Regions from separate parts of the Homo sapiens genome. Here all the other regions are linked to region 1. A link is an interaction called in ENCODE POLR2A ChIA-PET data of the cell type or tissue named here. Cell type or tissue: MCF 10A. All regions are shown on one strand. Links, peaks and the distances in the headings refer to the core of each region. The heading gives the core; the rest is flanking DNA.

Region 1 (4,772 bases), core at 411-4,410:
TTCCTGCTCCCAAGCTCCGACGATCAGCACTGAGGCTCTGCTGACCGCTTGTCTCTAATTCTTGCCTGACACAGACATTCTCTGCCCGGGAAAGTGTTTGATTTATGTTGAGGTTTGGGTGTCGAGATTTTGCTGACAGGTAGGTTCCCAGCAGCGCTGGCGCTGATTGGCTACAGGTACAGGTGCCGGCGACTGGAGGTATACCTCAACAGGTGCAGCTGTTAACTCTTAGCCCGCCGAGGAGGGCGGAGCTATGGGGGACTGGCTGGGTGGAGCTGGCCAATTCCTTCCTTGGTGAGGGGGTGGGGGGTGGAGATGAGGGAGGAGGGATGGAGAAGAAAATGTTGGAAAGAAGCAAGATAACTAGAGGAAAAGTACAGGGACAAACAGATAACTTGGCTTAAAGGAAAACTTGATTCCTGTTTCTAGTCATTGTCCCAGATACCCAGAAACATCCCCACCCCCAAATTTCTTTGCCCCCTCCTTCTGTACCACTGGGGAATTCTCAAAGGAGAGAGCAACTTTTCCCAGGTAGATCTTTGTATAAGTTCCCTTTTTTTCAGTTTCCCCTTTAAGGTAATATTTTTGAATAATCTTTTGCAGTTACTCAAGTGACTTCTTTTGGTTCTTAAAGTAACCTACCGTGGTAGATTTATTATCGCTTCCCCCTTCCTCTTCAACACATATTTTACAGATGAGGGAGGAAATGGAGGCCAGAGAGGCAAAGTGCCTTGCCCAAGGGCACAGCTAGCGAGGTCCCAGCCCAGATCCAATCTGCAGTCATCTCACTCCAAGTCTGGCTGCCCCTTGGGCTGAAGTCAGTGGCCTCAATTCAGTAGACATTCATTGAGCACCCGTTGTGTGCCAGACCCTACTCTGGGTTCTGGAGAAACTGAGGCCAGAAAAAACAGGGGTTACTGTTCTAAAGGAGTTTACAATCTGGGGGGTGTGTGTTGGTGGCAGGGGGTGGGGGAGTAAAGGAGAACAGGCTTTTATTGGGTGTGAAGGGGGTGTGGGCAAGCCACATACCTCTGGTCAGCACAGAAGGGATAGAAAAGTTGAAGGCTCCTCTGAAGCCTCAGCCAGCTGGTCATTTCACAGGCTCCAAGTGCTTCGTTCTGTATTGGGAACTTGGGAGAAATTCAATGCCTGTCAGATGAAGTAATTGTGGAGTAATTGCTGTGAGCTGTCTACTATAAAGAACAAGCTTGGTAAACCCCAGAATATCCACAAACACAAACAGGAGAATGTAAGAGCTTTTTAAAGAGCTTCTTCCAGGATTAGTTTGAAATTAAATCTAAGCCAGAGATCTTGGCATCTTTTTTTCCCTCTCTCTCTTTCTATTCTCCCCTCCCCCACCCTTCCCCTTTTGGCAAATTATCTCTTTGCTGTGTCTTCCTGGAAACCTCAACTTGGCCCACTCCTCTCTCTCTTCTCTGGGAACGGCAAGTGAGGTTTCAGCTACCCCTGCCAATTTATGGAGGTTTTTCAGGGTAAAGTCAGAATTCAAAGGAGCCCTCTTGGGGTGGGGTCAGGGCTCTGGAGAGGGGGTACTGGGTTTGAGAACTCTCAGAGATTGGTTTCTCCCTGGAGGCTGTGTTGGGGGAAGCCCAGGGGACCCTAATAAATAATAGTAAATAATTGCTAATAAAGCCACCTCCTCAGAGCAGCCCTCTTCAGTCACCCTTGTTAATAAAGTAGACATTCAATCACTCTGGATCACACTACTTTTTGTTCTCTGCAGAGCCCTTATGACTTATGATACAATGTAATATGACCTATGATATTTTTCTAATCGTTTATTGTCTTTCTCCCCTTCCTCTGGAATGTAAATTCCATAAGAGCAAAGACTTTGTGTCGCTCACTGTGGAATCTCCAGTGTCTGGCACCTAGTAGGTGCTTCATATACCACAGGCACCGGGCATTGTGCGCCTTTGCATACATTGTGTCGCCTAATCCTTACAGCAACCCTGGGAGATAGACATTTTTGATACCCCCATTTTATAGATGAGGAAACTGAGGTACAGAATACTGAAGTAAACTACTCAAGCTGCAGAGCTAGGCAGTGGTAGAGCTAGAGCTGGGATTTAATCCGAGAGCAGAGCCTGGGTGCCCAACCACTTCACAGAGCTTATTGGTGGCTGAAGGGCTATTTGGTGCCAACTGTAACTGCAAAGCTTATTGCAGTCCAAAGGATGGCACACTCCTCTGTATGTACCTGTCTGCCCACCTCATGGAAGGCTGTGGAGTTTCTGTCAACCGTGTTGCAACCCACAGGTGAAGGGCTGTGGGGTGACTCATGCTGACTGGGCTCAGGGGAGGCTGGGATTCCAGGTGGCGTGTCTGTGCTCGCTGGGGTTTTAAAAATGGGTCCTCTCCCTCTGCCTCTAGGTTTTGCCTCTTTCATCACCCGCACCCATCTTCAGAGATCAGCAGAGACCCAAATCACAGGGCAGAGGGTTTCTACGTCTCCACACACAGGAAGGCTACAGAAGTGTCCCGGATGGGATAGAAGGACCGGTGGTCTGGGCTAGGTAGGCAGGAACGCCATGAGCCAGTTTGCAAGGTCACCAGGCCCCTCAGTAGGAATTATACCTCCCAGGCAGGAGGTACAAGTGCTTTCTAGGCCTTCATCCCAACAACCCAGAGATGCCAGGCCTTTAAAGAGACACTCCCCGTGCTTTGCTGCTGCCCCCTTCCTGCTCCTGTGGGGCTGAGCAAGGCTGGCACCTACTTCCCCTTCATGGATCAGCACAGCTCTTGGTTCCTCTGCAGAGGAGATTTAAAACAGAACAGCTATTCCAAAAAAAAAAAAAAAAAACAAAGTTTAAAAAAACATAAACAGAGACCAGCCAATTACTTGTAACATAATAATTATATCCACAATAATGACAGTAAATAATGAGGGCTGCTGTTTAGTTAGCGTTTGTATTTTGCAAGCACTGTGCTAAGACTTACCTATGTGTTAGGATAGTATTGTTCTGAGACTCACAGGCCTCCTTTCAAATCTCAGCCCAACTAGCTACATGATGTCGGGCAAGTGGCTACAGCTCTTTGAGCCTCAGTTTCCTCACCTGTAAAGTGTATATAAAAATTGTATTCCTCCCTTATGGGGTTATTGTGAGGATTAAAAGATAATGCGTGTGAAGTGCATTATCTGTACCTGGCATCTAGCACTCAATACTTGTTAGAAAAGCCTTTTTTTCCCCCCTTAATTCTCATTTAAATCTAATGAGGAAGATATTAACCTTATTTCACAAGTGAAGAAACAGACTCGGAGGTTAAATGATTTGTTGGAAGTCAAAAGTTAGCTGGGTGCGGTGGCTCATGCCAATAATACCAGCACTTTGGGAGGCCAAGGCAGGCAGATCACTTGAGATCAGGAGTTCGAGACCAGCCTGGCCAACACGGTGAAACCCCGTCTCTACTAAAAAAACAAAAATTAGCTGGGCATGGTGGCATACACCTGTAATCCCAACTACTTGGGAGGCTGAGGCAGGAGGATTGCTTGAACCTGGGAGGCGGAGGTTGCAGTGAACCAAGATCGCGCCACTGCACTCAGCCTGTGCAAACAGATAATGTCAACAACAACAACAACAAAACAAAAGCTAATAAGTTAAAGAATTGAGATTTGAACCCACATCTTTCTGATTCCATTCTTGCAGGACTGGACTAAGTTAGGGAGTGCCCTGCGCTCAAGTTCTGCCTGACCTCTGGCTACTTATTGTGTGACTGAGTAAATTCTCTCCTCTCAGAGTCTCAATTTCCCTCTATAAGAACAGATTAGTGAATCACTATAAGGGGGGAGTTCCCTATTAAAATCATCTTGATTTGCTTTTCTAGATTACTGATGTTCTTTCTCCAGACGTTCTGATCTGCCCTCTTGGAGGACTGCACAGTCCTTCATCCCTCCCCTCCTTTCCACGATCATGCCTGTGCAGAAGCCACTGTTCCCAAAGAGTATGACACTTCTCCTTGGCATGTTGGGGAGGAGTAAAAGTTAGGGCCACTGTAAGTGAGCACTGAGAGCCAGGGCTCCTCTGTGTGTCTGTGAAAGTTGTGTACTGAACAATGACGGCACCATTTACCAGACGGGACATGCGCTGCTGAACATGAGGACCTTGCTGACAGCCGTCCTTTTCTAACACTTGAATGCTTTCTAATTATCCAGAACTCTTAATGCAAATCTGTTGACCTATATTCAAATATTGAAAGAATATATACCCACATGTCAACAGTGCTTCTCTGTGGGCACTGAAATACCAGGATTTCAATCTTTTCTCCGTCTTCCCCCAAACGGGCTACATTGAACTTGCACTGCTTTTGTAATTAGAAATTCTATACAAAGCCCCAGTTTAAATGTCATTAAACCAAAATAATTTCCCATTGACAAATGGCCATTGTGTCCCTATCCTTCCTGGGACAAGGGCAGGGATGAAGAGAGTGAAGACTGAGTCCTTGCCCAGTGATCCCCTGGGAGGCACAGGAATGGAGACGGGGGGGCTGTCTGGCTTGCAGGGGGGCTGTCTGGCTTGCAGGCTCTCAGCAGCGAGCTCAGCTATCTGATCTCATTTTGATTTTGCAATTAAAATTACTATCATTTATTGAGCACTTAACGCCATAATGCTAGCTGTAGATGCTCTATCCCATTCCTACCTGTAAAATGGGGTCACATGGTTGGCCAAGTTACTAAAGAACGTCAGCTTTGAGGGTGACTGCCTGAGGCCTTGGACAAGCAACTTCACTTCCTTCTGCCTCAGTTTGTCCTCAGT
Region 2 (4,772 bases), core at 301-4,300, 67 kb before region 1:
AGTAAATGCGAGTTCTCTTCCCTTCTCCCTCCCCATACATGTTTTTGTTTTGTTTGTTTATTTGGTTTTTGCCAAGAAACCAAGGAGTGGCTAAGTTCACACCAGTCACAACTTGGATTCTCGTTCTCTGGGATTTGCTCTGAGAGGCTAAATTCATCCAAGTCACAGAATGTCAGTCGCAGGAACTGTTTTTGCACAGGCGAAAGGCCTCTCTGAGGGTGGCATCCGCCCACCTCTAGAAGTCACAGGAGAACGCTTGACATTTCCCTCCCAGAGACCTACTTGGGCGTTGCACGAAGGCGGTGGTGTGCTGGTCAACCACCATTTACCCTCCTCGAAGAAAAGTGCTGAGATGTAGCATCTGCCCGTTTTTGTGACATAAATACTGCCACCGTGGCCAACTTCAAGCCACCAGCAGCAACATTTTGGAATTTTTAACAGTTGTCCTCACAAGCTGCCGCTGGCCAGCTCCAGCTGCCGCTGCCTGGAGGACTCTCTTTTTGCTCACTAAGAACAAACAGGCAGCACTCCATTCCTCCAGGCTAAGTGGTAACAGCCTTCTTGCCATTTGCCTTGGACTCAAGCCAGTATGCAAAGTGGCAGAATTAAAGTGTGTTAAAGCCCAGGAAAGTTGTGAGCTTCAGCAAATGAAAACACGAGATGTCCAGTTAAATTAGAATTTCAGATAAATGGCAACTCTGTTAGTACAAGTATGTCCCAAATATTGCATGGGATATACTAAAATCATCATCTGCAGTTTATCTGAAATTCTAATTTAACTGGGCAGGTAGGATGGAGCCGGCATTTAGGTCTTGCATTTTGTCTGGAACCCCTAGCTCCTCAGACACATATGAGTGCTCAGAAAATTCTTGCAAACTGATGGTCAGGTTCAGAGTGTGGTGATAACCGGGAGCTAGAGGTGTGTGTCTTCACTATCTACTATTTAAACCTAGAAGAGTCACAGTGACACTTCCTGTGTCAGCTTTCCTAGATTCAGGGACTCTGGAAGCTCAAAAGCACCCAAGGCCCAACACCTTGGACTTACAAATAAGGAAGCCCAGAGAGGTGACTTGCTCAAGATCACTTAGCGTGTGGCAGCACTGAGACTACAATTTCTGATTCATAACCCGGTGGGGATTTTTTTAATCCTATGTAATCTCATTTGAGAATTAGTTTGGTTTCGTGGTTAAGAGCAGACTCTGTGGTCAGAATGCCTCGGTTCTGGCTCTGACATTTACTAGTTATGTGGGCCTTATCTCTTTTGGCCCCAACTTCTTTAAAATGGAGATTAAGTGAGCTAATAGTACATGTAAAGTCCTCAGAACAGTGCATGGCACAAAATGAGCACTCGAGAAATTGATGCTTGCCCTGAAAACAGTTGCCTAGAAAAATCTCTTCCTTGTCTCCCCATAGCCCTTCGCATCTGCATCCACAACACGAGGGTTCTCCTGGGCTCTCGGCCTGGGGTGCTGGAGTACCTGGCTCCACAGTGCCTCCTGCTGCCTGCCTCACTCTCCATGGCAGTCAGTTCCTCTTCCGTCCACCGGGGATCATTCTCACCTAAAGCAGGAATCAGCACCCCTGTCGTCACCTCCCATGGGGCAAGGGTGAAAGGACTCACTGCATTTAAAAGTCAGCACAGAAGAACCCGTTAACAGCACTTTGACCCTATCCCTTATATGAAACCATAATTACACACTGCCCAGCCAGACTGGAAAGTCCTGGAAGGCACTGATGGTACCTTGGGCTTTCTACCCTAAGGAAGGCAGTAGGGATGGTGGAGACAGGACAGGCCTGAGTGGCAGAGATTGGAGACAGCAAGCTCTGGAGTCGGGCTGTCTCGGTTCAGCTCTGGGGTTTGCCACTTACTAGCTGTGTCTCTGGGCCTCACTTTCCTTAAAGTAGCCCTGATCATACCTCACTGTAAAAGGCTTGTTGTGAGGAGTAAACAAGACAGCACACACCGTGCGCTTGGCACTGAAGTCAGGTACTGCCACTTACAGCAGCGGGACCTTGGGCAAATTCATCTCCACGTGCCTTAGTGTCTCCATTTATCAACGGGGGACAGTAATCCCTTCATCACTGGCTGATGGTGAAAATGAGACCAACTTTGAAAAGCTTCTGACACCAAGCAGGTACCCAGGAACCTCTTGCCACAGTGGAGCATCCTTAGCATTTCACACCACTCAGCCAACTTCTGTCAACATTTACTTCCCCCTGGTAACTAGCATGGGAAATGCAATGAAAGCCCGATGAGCTCCCGCAGCAGAAATGAACTTGGAAGTGACCTCTCACTTATTCCTCTCTCACATGCCTGCATCATTCAGCACTTGAGCCTCAAGAGCTTGCCTCTTTTTGTCTGAGAGTTAGAAATGGCCTGGTTTGGGTTGAAGGTTGTTTTTGTTTCATTTTGCTTTATAAACAGAAACACTCCCTGGTTTCTCTTCTGAAAGGCTGAGGAGGAAGCTGAGTCAGGTGGGGTGGGGTGAACATGAAATCGCTCACCCTTCCCTTGCCGTGGGTCTGGCTTACCCAATCACTGCACACTGACTTGCACATCAGCCGCATTCAGTGTCCCACTTTAGGCCCATTTCTCTAATGACTTGAAAAAACAACTGTGTTCTTTTGGAATGCGGCAGGGCATAGTGGAAAGAGCAAGGGCTTTGGGAGTCTAGCCTGGCTTGGAATTCCAGCCCCACCACTTGGTAACTGAGACGAAGATCGGGCAAGTCAGGAAATGGTGGAGCTAGGCTGTCACCCACCAAGTGGTGGTAGCGCCTGTGCTGTGGGATTACAGTAAGGCTTAGTGTTAATGGATGTAAAGCCTGTGGAAAAGCACAATGGAATTGAAGTATCTCGATGACACCACCTTCTCTTCCCTTTCAGAATGATATCCCAGGACCTGGGTTCTACAATGTTATTCACCAGTCACCGGTGTCCAACAGTGTCTCATTGTCCAAGAAAGGAACTTGCATGTTTCCCTCAATGGTGAGAACCACTTCTCTTGAGTAAAGCATTAACTGGTCAGTAATTTCCTTCATTCATTGCATAATTATATATTGGACATCTGGTCCTTTCTCTCCAAAGGCCTATGGTTCTAATTAGGAGAGTAACTGCCTCCTCAAATTTCATGCAAGTAAATTGGACCCTGTGTCTCTAAGTAACTTTTTCCCATCTCTACCCACTGCCAGGGTGGGAAGAGAAGCCAGAGGAATCTTGAGAACTTGATCCTTCCAAACCAATTTTGTTATCACTGAGTGCACTAAGCAAGTATTTTCCTGAGATGTTTAGGCATGCCAGGAAATAGTTACTCTTACACATCTTGGTGTAATATGATTTTTACAATGCTTAATCTAATTGGTTGTCAAACTATTGAGAAATCTGATAGGACTAAAAAGAAAGCCGGCAGTGGGCCTGAAAAGTACTGGCCCCACCCCTTTCCTTCTCTTCGTAAGATATGGGACTTAATTTTTGTTGAGGGCTGTAACAATCAAGTAGCTATATGAATTGCCAATGACCCTGACCAGAGTTGGGCAAAGATAGGCTTCTTAAAAATGTTTATACATTGTCAAGAAAAATAGATACAGCAAAATAGATAAATGGTCAAGAAAAACAGATACAGCAAGGGGAAAGATACAAACTAGGGTAAGGCTACCTGAGGAAGAAAAGTGAAAAGTGGACAGGCACGGTGGCTCATGCCTATAATGCCAGCATTTCGGAAGGCCAATGCGGGAAGATCACTTAAGCCCAGGAGTTCAAGACCAGCTCGGGCAACATAGTGAGACCCCATCTCTACAAAATAATTTAAAAATTAGCCAGGAGTGGTGATGTGTGTCGATAGTCCCAGCTACTCGGGAGGCTGAGGTGGGAGGATCACTTGAGCCCAGGAGGTTGAGGCTGCAGTGAACTATGATTTCACCATCACACTCCAGCCTGGGTGACAGAGGCAGACTCTGTCCAAAAAAAAAAAAAGTGAAAAGAAAGCAAGCCCAGACTCTAACATTAAATTAACAAACATATGCCATCTTGTCCCTTTAAAAGTTATAATAATTTCTTGCACAGATGTATTATGATGCCTGACATTGGAATTGATTTTTTTTTTTAACCACACAAAGGGACCATTTAAGACACACTAAATGTAGCTACATCTTATTGGAATTCGAATTTGGCAGAATCGGATACTCAAGGAACAGACCAGCTTTGGAGTTAACTCCCCATTACCGAAGAAGCTGAGTTTGTACATGGCCTCAGTAGGTCCACAGAACAGCCATGCCTCTACCTATTTTTCTGCCACCAGCTCTGCTAGGAAAGAAGCTCAAAAGAAGTGCCGTCTCATGAAGTCCTGGTGTAGAAGACAAGACTTCAGACCTGATCCTGCCTCAGCTGTGGATTCTTGACGTGACCTCAAGCACGTCACCCTTCTGTGTCCCAGTTGCCTCATGAAAGTGGAGACTCCCTGGAGGCACTGGGCAAATTAACGTTGCAATGAGTGAAATGCTCTTTGAAACAGCAAAGCATTATAAACATGCTAAATATTATGATTGTTACCACCTGAGTCACAAACAATACTTCCTGCAACACCTAGGTTTTCTCTCCGAGAACTTCTTTGCTAAATAATGGCACTGCCCATTCCTTCTTGGTGCCAACAAAGAGACTGAATCAGAGGACACGATTGGTTGTCTACAAGGCTTTGCGTGCGGTAACTTTCCAAATGAAAAGCCTGACTATCTGGAGGAGAAGGGGCCCAAGGCAAGAGCTGAGTGTTACAGAAC
Region 3 (4,000 bases), core at 1-4,000, 98 kb before region 1:
GCGCAAACTCCAGTGAGGTGTTTGCGGAATACCCTGTTCAGTTGCTCCCAGCTGAGATCTAGCCCAGAGCCTGACAGTGACTTCTATACATACCAACCAACTGACTAAATGAGATCTAGCCCAGAGCCTGACAGTGACTTGTATACATACCAACCGACTGACTAAATGCAGGCTGGTTAAGCACTGGGTGCACTGTGGCCCCTTCGCAGTCAAGAATGCCTTTCTAAGGCCTAATCAACCACAACTCCAGAGCTTCAACAAGCAGATATACTCAGCCCCACCCACAGGAGGTCAGAGAAAGCCAACAGACCTTAGCGACATGTCAATCAAGGGAGTGGTGGGAACCCAGGCCTCCTAACATCCTTCAGAGTAGTTTGCCCAAGTGCTTTTCTGGTTTTGCTTTTGTTTGTGGTGGTTGGCATTGCTGTGGTTTAATTTTTCTTTTAAAAAGCAGCTTCCCTCTCTGCCTCAGGAACTCGCAGGCCTCTGAAGCATCGCCTGCAAAGATTGAAGGCTCTCCCTCAGCTGGGTGGGAGTCCGGACTGAAAGCCTGGAGGAACCCTTTGCAAGCTGTACTCCCTTATAAGACACATACTTTTCACCTGGTGACTCTCTTTTCCTGATTTCGAAGCATTTCTTCAGGACCTACATATGCCCGAGAGGCAAGCAGTCACCTCTGCGTTGTCAACCACCCCACAATTAGAGCACGTGGTCACTGACCCAAGGAAGGAATGAGAATTCACTAGGTGCTCTGCTTCCATTCCCACCCCGTTTATCTCGATGACGGATTTCACCAATCCCACAGAGCACGTTTTACAAATGAGACAGCCGTGGCTCATAGCGTCTGTATTCGAATTTGCCTCTTTCTGAACAAATCAATAAAACACGCTCTTTCCCACCACCCGACGATCTGGCTTCTGGAGGTGAGCGCCAGTTCCCTGCCAAGCTTCCCGTTCCTCGGCTTTGGCTCACGAGAAGGTTACATTCTTCCGTCCCGTCCCACTGAGCTGGAAACTTACAACTCGAGGAGACAGCACCTCTGTTCCAGAAGCGGGCTTAGACCAAGAACGCCTCCCCTCATCCCACCTGCTAACTCCACCATCTGCTGCCGCCAGGAAGCCCGAGCCGCTCGGCACGAAGAGGAGAAATTCTGGCAAAGTTAACTCCATGTCACTTCCTGGTTTGGTAGAGCCTGGCATCACCTTTAGTAAGGTAGCCCATGCCCCCGCTCCTCTTGGCCTCGATGCAAAACTGGAAAGAACATTCCAAGGCAACGGGACCCAGGTTGGCGAGGCTGGTGACAGTAAGAAGGAAGGGTATGTACACTAGGGGACGTTAGGTGACTTCGCTTTTTCCAGAAAAAAACGAAGGTTAAATTCAATTCCCCTTCCTCCCGGTGTTAATCACTACTCACCGGCGGCGTCTCCTCTAAGGCCCACCTATCAAAACCTTCTGAGAAATGACTCGGACTCTTCGTGCAACCCGGAGGCACAGCCTCCTTCATCCCTTCCCAATTCAGAGCTGCCAAGATGCTGCAGTGTTTTGCTTTCAAAGGTCGCGATTTGATTTGCCAGACTGCCTGCCAGTCAGAAGTTGGCAGGCATTTCGCGCAGGCAAGTGGCTGCGAGGACGGGGAGTAGGCGGGACAGCCCCTGGCAATTGGCTGCGCTGCAAAGCTTGCTTGAAGCATAAGGGAGCGACCTGGGGCTAGAGCTTGGCGCTCACCTGGAGCGGGGACCCCCTAGCGGCCACAGGAAGAATGGTGCGGCGACTCCCCTGCCCCCTCTCCCGCTGTCCCAGAGAGCTTAGGTGGTTGCTCGCCTCCACCTGCCCGGCAGGTGGGCCTGGTTTTAGCAGCCTGCCAGGTGTCCTCCCTTCTTATCCTCATAGCCACCTTCCGGGCTTTGCTCCTGCTGTTCCCCTACCCGACGCTCTCACCAAGTATTCAAATCCAAAACGTCCTTGAAGACCCAGCGCTCCCCAGAGCCCTCGCGAGACTTGGGACCAAACATATCTCTCCTTTCCTGCCCTCCTGGAACACCTGTCGGATACCAAGCCTCCCAGCAATACTGAAGGTCCTGAAACGAGCCCAGCGCTTGGTTAATGTTTCTATAATGTACATAATTATCACGGCCATGATAATTAACATGCGCATGGAGTTTTACAGATGACAAGCTTCTCATCGCTCACACGTTGTCATATACACGCATTTGCTTTCAGATCGTCACAGCCATGAGTGAGACTTGAAGCCCGTTTTACGTATGAAGAAATGTCATTTGGGCCTAGACATCAACAATGAGAAAGAGGCAGTTCTAGTCTCAGATCGTGGGGCAGAGAAAGCTCCTTGGGAACATGGGAGAGGAACGAGTTGGTGCATTGTAGAAACTGCCCGAAGGCCAGCAGGGCTGGTGAGAGATTTTTCTGGGGGCGTGGTTGGGCCTGCGATCTGAGGGACGGGCCAGGGACAGTTTATAAATAACATATTTGGGGGCCGGCGCGGTGGCTCACACCTGTAATCTCAGGACTTTGGGAGGCCAGGAGGATCACTTAAGCCCAGGAGTTTGAGACCAGCCTGGACAATATAGTGGGACCCCATCTCTACAAAAAAATTTAAAAATTAGCCGGGCGTGGTGGCGAGCGCCCGTGGTCCCAGCTACTCAGGAGGCTGAGGCGGGAGGATCGCTTGAACTCGGGAGGCGGAGGTTGCAGCGAGTCGAGATCGCGCCACTGCACTCCAGCTGGGCGACAGAGCAAGACCCTGTCAAAAAAAAAAAAAAAAAAAAAAAAGCTTGGATTTCACCCTAAATTTAAAGGCGAGCCATTGGAGGACTTTAAGCAGGGGAGTGACAAGGTCGCTGAGACCGCCCTGCCCTGAAGCGTGTGAAGAGGGGCTCCTGGAATACTAAGTGGCTGCCCTTGTATAGTCGCCCATGTCAATTTTTTTTTTTTTCTTCTGTTAGAAACAGGGCTTGGGGCCGGGCGTGGTGGCTCACGCCTGTAATCCCAACACTTTGGGAGGCCGAGGCGGGTGGATCACCTGAGGTCAGGAGTTCGAGACCAGCCTGGCCAACGTGGTGAAACCCTGTCTCTACTAAAAATACAAAAAGAATAGCCTGGCGTGGTGGCGAGCGCCGGTAATCCCAGCTACTCAGGAGGCTGAAGCAGGAGCATCGCTTGAACCTGGAGGGCGGAGGTTGCAGTGAGCCAAGATTGCGCCACTGCACTACAGCCTGCTCGACAAAGCGAGACTCTGTCTCAAAAAAAAAAGAAACAGGGCTTGGATGAATGTTAATTCTTTTAGGTATATTCCTTGAAGCAGGATTTTTGAGTGAGCAAAATTCTGAGGCTTTTGGTTTATCACAAGATTTTTGAAGCATGGCCTAGATAAACCTCTTATTAGTTCCCCACCCCGCTACAGGCCCTGATGTAATTAACCTAAGCCCTAAAATTCGGCCGGCTTCTCTGCGGACTTTGAAACGCCTCTAATGATTGGTCAACAACTTTTCACGTTAAAGAAACAGAGGATGCCATTGGCTGGAGTTACCTCGCGGACGGCGGAAGGTGGACTCGCGAATGTTAGGCCTGTGGGTGCCATAGCGACCGGGAGGTTGGGCTGGCCAGATTCAGCTGCCGGGACCGGACCAGGTAGGAAGCAGTTCCGGCGGGGGGACCGGTCCCTGAGGTCGTGGGGAAGAGGACACGGCGCACCATGTCCTCCGCATGGGACGCCCGCGGAGACCCCCCGGCCTCCGGGTGCTTGCGGAATTCCAGGGCTGAGCTAGGTGGAGCCCCGAGGGCGGGAAGAAGCCACCATGGGAGTTGCCCCTGCGTCGGGGCGTGTCCTCGGTGTTTCCACCCGAAAAGTGGTGACAACTGGGGCTTGCCTGCTCCACCGAGCTCCTGCCAGGGGCGTGGGCGTCCGACCCTTCTGGCTCAGGCTCCGCGAGTGCGCAAAAGTTGGGAGGCTTCAGTGCCTGGCAGTGGGTGGACGCCAAAGACC
Region 4 (4,772 bases), core at 442-4,441, 120 kb after region 1:
TCTGTAAAATGGGGGCAGTAAATAGTTGACCTCTTAGGGTTGACTAAATGACATCCTTGATGTACAAACAAAGTGCTTGGCACAGGGCAGGCCCACAGTAAGTCTAATGAAATGTTAGCAGTTTTTACTCACAATATATTGTTCAACAAAAAAGGCAGGTTATAAAACAATATGTACAGTATGAGCTCATTTTGTATAAGTGAAAAAAAAAAAAAAAGGCATGTGGTCTGCGAGCACCTCCCAAGCAGCTCACAGTGATCATTTCTAGGTGCGTGAGTGGGTGGGGGTCGGGGCGGCGGGGGGGCGCGTTACAGGTACGTCTTTGGTTTTTGTTTGTTGCAGCCAAAGTTTCTAGTTCTAATTATTCTACAGCTAATGTGTATTGTTTTTATGTAAAGGAAAAACAGAGGTATTTTTAATCACCATAAATAAGAACGACTATCCACCTCAGCTGACTCATGCGATGTCCCCAGGCCAACACGTGGGCTGAACCCAGGCCGCCTTCCACCGAAAACCACCAGGTGTGCCATTGTGGTTTGGGGCACCGGCACACCAAGCAGCGGCCTGCTTTGCATTTTCTTTTTCTTGTTTGTTCACAGTGACAGCTGATGACCCACTGGTGGCATTCCGTGTAACAAACACATGCCAAAGATTGCAGATTTCGTAGGCAGGAGGGAGGGAAGGAGGGAGGGAGGGAGGCAAAGGCACGCTGGAGTTTATCAAGCAATAAGTCCTGGCATCTTCCTTATGCAAAACCCAGGCTGGGAGTGGACAGTGATAAGGGCTAGGGACAGATATTCTGTAGGCTGTGGATGCCACGCCAAGAGGAAGAATGAAGGGAGGGGTACATGGAAGGAGATGGTGGCTGAGGCAGGAGGGCACGGGGAAGAAAGGGAGGTGGTTCAGAGGCTGCTCCCCCACCTGCTGGGCCCTTTCCAGGGCCTTCCCAGAAGTTCACCTGATGCTAAGCAGCAGGGGTGTGTGGGCAGCAGGGGTGTGTGGGCAGCAGGGGTGTGTGGGCAGCAGGGATGTGTGGGCAGCAGGGGTGTGTGGGAGGTGGGGATGTATGCCCTGGCGGGGGATGGGGGAATCAGGAAAGAGATTCTATTTGGCCAAGAGAGGGATATTGAGGCTATAGAGGGCTGGAGAATCATGTTCAACGGTGAGTGTGGGGAAAGATGGATCCAAGATGGACCCTTTTAAAAAGACACGTGCTTTAGGGAGCCTGTGGTTTCATGGGTCTCCACAAGCATCCAGAAATCTGTCCTCTGACAGCACCCTGGCTGCCCATCCCCTATCACAGGGTAGGTAGAACTGTCTATCTGTTATGATCCACAGCAGCCATCCCCCAGCCGAGCCCCATCTCAGCCTCCTGAGGCTCAGCCCCCATCTCCCCGTCTCGAGGCCCAGCCCGTGTCTCAGCCTCCCGAGGCTCAGCACGGTCTCCCTCCATCTTAGTCAAGCCCTGTGCCCAGCACAGGGCCGAAAGACAGAAGATGCCCACTGAGCCCCCAGTGAACACCTGAGTCTGAAAGATGAGTGTGGTCTGAGTGGCGAGTGACTCACCTGTGCCTGAGGCTTAGGAGACCCACCTCCCAGGTTCCCTTTAGCTCGCTGTGATCTGAGCTTGGGAGCATCGTGGAACAGGTCCCTGCCTTTTATTCCATCTGCACAGCAGGGTTAGTCCTGCCCGGCTCCATCTCTGAAGAGGAGGAATCAAAAAAAGGGATTTTACAGAGTTGAGGGGGAAGAGAGAGGGCGCAGGAAACCTATTCCAAGCTGGCATGTCCTGCACGTGCCTGCTGGCTTTGGGGAAGTTGGCGGCCGCTAGGGGCCTGGACAAGAAGGAAAGGTTGGCCAGGGCCTGGGTTGCCAGATTCAGCAGCTTGGCTGGAGGCTATAAGCAGGAGGAGGCCAGGAACTGGATCTGAGAAGAGAGGACCAGTCCCAGGAAGAAAGCTGAGACACTGCTGTCTGGGAGGAGCCAAGAGCTTGGTTTATTGTACCAGGAAGAAAAGTCTAGGCCTCTGCCAGGGCAATCATCAGAGAACACTGCTCCAGGGAAAACTGCCTCCCACTTCCTGGACCTCTGTGGGCAATAGAGAAGTACATGTCAGCAGTGCCTCCTGCTGGACAGCCCCAACATTACACTATTTGTCCAATGTCAGAAACAGAATGTAAGACGGATGTATCTGGAATGTTCAAGCTGGAGTAACACCATCCAACAACTATTACTGCTGCTGCTGCCACTTTTATTGATGGTTGACTGTGTCCCAGGCACTGTGCTAAATAATTTTATTGGATGATCTCAATGTTCACAACAGCCCTATGAAATAGGAACTATTACTAATCCAATTTTTCAGATGAAGAAACTGAGAAACAGTTTTTTTCTGAGGTTTCAAGTTAGCTGGTAGCAAGATTAGCTGTGCAGCCCAGGCCTCTCTAGCCCAAAAGCCCATGGTTTTTTGTTGTTGTTGTTGTTTTTTGAGACGGAGTCTCACTCTGTCGCCCAGGCTGGAGTGCAGTGGCGCGATCTCGGCTCACTGCAAGCTCCACCTCCAGGGTTCACGCCATTCTCCTGCCTCAGCCTCCCAAGTAGCTGGGACTACAGGCACCCGCCACCACGCCCGGCTAATTTTTTGTATTTTTAGTAGAGACAGGGTTTCACCATGTTAGCCAGGATGGTCTTAATCTTCTGACCTTGTGATCTGCCTGCCTCAGCCTCCCAAAATGCTGGGATTACAGGCGTGAGCCACGGCGCCCGGCCCAAGCCCATGGTTTTAACCGCATTCTTGGGTATCTCAACCAGTTCAGGATGATGGAGAGTTTTCGTTTTTGTATCATCTCCACTTGGTTGGTAGAGGCTGCCTAGAGCTCTGGGTTGAGAGGATTCCTGAGTGCTGTGATGAATTTGTGATATCTGCCAGCGGCACTGGAAGGGATGTGGCCGCATGCGTGTGAGTTATGTTTTCATCTCTGATCTAGTCCAATCTATTGTATACTGTGATCCTTATAGGACCCTGAGAAAAGGAATCAAGGCTAAATCTTTTTTTTGAGACTGGGTCTTGCCCTGTTGCCCAGGGTGGACTGCAGTAGTGTGATCACAGCTCACTGCAGCCTCAACCTCCCAGGCACAAGTGATCCTCCTACCTCAACCTCCCAAGTAGCTGGGACCACAGATGTGTGCCTCCACACCTCACTAACTTGTTTTGTTTTTTGTAGAGATGGGGTCTCCCTATGTTGCCCAGGCTGGTCTCAAACTCCTGGGTGATCCTCCCACCTCAGTCTCCTAAAGTGTTAGGATTACAGGCGTGAGCCACCGAGCCCAGCCTAAGGCTCAGTTTTCTGACCTCTGTCTTTACTCAATCACTCGGTGACCTAAAAGGCATCTCAAATGTAGCATGTCTAAATATGGAACTCTTGATTTGCACCTCCAAACCATCCCTCCACCATCTTCCCCACTAAGTAAAAGGCACCGCTAGTCTTTGTTGGCTCAAGACAAAAAGCCTTAGTATCACCCTTGACCTCCTTTTTCTCTCACCCCTGACATCAAATCTTTCAATACATCTCACTGGTTCTCCCCTTGAAATATATCCAGAATCCAGCCACGTCTCACCACCTTCACAGCTGCCACCACCATTGTCTTCCCTGGACTAATGTAGTAACCAATCTTGCTCCACGTGTCCTTACCCCCTGTATTAGTCTGTTTTCATGCTGCTAATAAAGACCAGAGACTGGGTAATTTACAAAGAAAAAGAGGTTTAGTAGACTCACAGTTCCAAGTGGCTGGGGAGGCCTCACAATCATGGCAGAAGGCAAAAGGCACGTCTTACGTAGCAGCAGACAAGAGGGAATGAATGAGAGCTAAGCAAAAGGGGAAACCCCTTATAAAATCATCAGATCTTATAAGACTTATTCACTACCATGGGAACCGTATGGGGGAAACTGCTCCCATGATTCAACTGTCTCCCACCAGGTCCCTCCCACAACACGTGGGAATTATGGGAGCTACAATTCAAGATGAGATTTGGGTGGCGACACAGCCAAACATATCACCCACTACACCTTAGTCTCAACTCAGCAGACATCCTTAGGCCTTCTCGGTTTTTCTTTCTTTTTTTTTTTTTAATTATACTTCAAGTTTTAGGGTACATGTGCACAACGTGCAGGTTAGTTACATATGTATACATGTGCCATGTTGGTGTGCTGCACCCATTAACTCGTCATTTAACATTAGGTATATCTCCTAATGCTATCCCTCCCCCCTCCCACTTCTCGGTTTTTCAAAGCACTTTGGCATAAGTTACACACACACACACGCGCGCACACACACACACACACACACAGAGTAAAGCGAGGCAGGAAATTGTCACTCCCATTTGACACATGAGAAAAACTGAGGCTTGGAAAGGTGATGCAAAGACATCAAAGACACAGCGGGGGAGTTGCCCCAGCTCTTACTGTGACGCCATACACTGCCATTTCCCTTCTGGACATGACCCTCTGTCTCCCACAGCCTCCTATGGGTACATCCGAGAGTCTCCCAAGAGGCTGCAGAACGTCAGGTAAGGAGAATGTCAAGGAAGCCAGGAGAGTTGGTCTTCTCTCTGCCTTGGAGGGCCCCAGTCTAAGAAAAAAAAAACGTTATCTCTTTGGTCTAATCCGCGGTCTCGCAGTCTGGACCACTTTCCTTTGGTATGTGGTGCCCCCTGGTGCTCACTCTTAGGAAATGCAGCTGGTTATCTAAGCTTTAGGGGAGAGGGGTGAGCTTT

The links. ChIA-PET counts read pairs that join two places held together with the same protein. Peaks named below come from ENCODE experiments on the same cell type or tissue, not always from the same donor. Only the 100,000 strongest peaks of a DNase experiment are listed, where the experiment ranks them.
Region 2: POLR2A ChIA-PET joins it to region 1 with 11 read pairs; 6 of 35 experiments call an interaction of 5 or more read pairs at or near these places.
Region 3: POLR2A ChIA-PET joins it to region 1 with 19 read pairs; 2 of 35 experiments call an interaction of 5 or more read pairs at or near these places.
Region 4: POLR2A ChIA-PET joins it to region 1 with 13 read pairs; 6 of 35 experiments call an interaction of 5 or more read pairs at or near these places.

Annotation. Positions count from the first base shown.
Region 1 is chr1:24,314,779-24,319,550 of GRCh38, reverse strand. The region is part of intron 1 of GRHL3-AS1 (GRHL3 antisense RNA 1); the gene reads left to right. It overlaps GRHL3 (grainyhead like transcription factor 3), which reads right to left and starts at 194. Exons shown (of 16, transcript NM_198173.3): 1 at 1-194. In MCF 10A, for the core only: no CTCF peak of the experiment used is centred there; DNase peaks (open chromatin) are centred at 1,100, 1,400 and 2,280.
Region 2 is chr1:24,382,118-24,386,889 of GRCh38, reverse strand. It overlaps STPG1 (sperm tail PG-rich repeat containing 1), which reads left to right. Exons shown (of 9, transcript NM_001199013.2): 4 at 2,887-2,988. Among named protein-coding and RNA genes, the nearest start is that of STPG1, 29 kb to the left of the region's middle. RefSeq lists an enhancer at 2,321-2,370. In MCF 10A, for the core only: a CTCF peak has its summit at 1,510 (motif pointing left); DNase peaks (open chromatin) are centred at 1,539 and 2,489.
Region 3 is chr1:24,413,319-24,417,318 of GRCh38, reverse strand. STPG1 (sperm tail PG-rich repeat containing 1) reads left to right here and starts at 3,537. Exons shown (of 9, transcript NM_001199013.2): 1 at 3,537-3,645. It overlaps NIPAL3 (NIPA like domain containing 3), which reads right to left and starts at 1,517. Exons shown (of 12, transcript NM_020448.5): 1 at 1,415-1,517. RefSeq lists an enhancer at 3,922-4,000. In MCF 10A, for the core only: a CTCF peak has its summit at 1,737 (motif pointing left); DNase peaks (open chromatin) are centred at 168, 1,618 and 3,508.
Region 4 is chr1:24,199,394-24,204,165 of GRCh38, reverse strand. LINC02800 (long intergenic non-protein coding RNA 2800) reads right to left here and starts at 3,926. Exons shown (of 3, transcript NR_027087.2): 1 at 3,775-3,926; 2 at 1,567-1,702. RefSeq lists an enhancer at 4,495-4,604. In MCF 10A, for the core only: a CTCF peak has its summit at 2,126 (motif pointing left); DNase peaks (open chromatin) are centred at 495 and 1,995.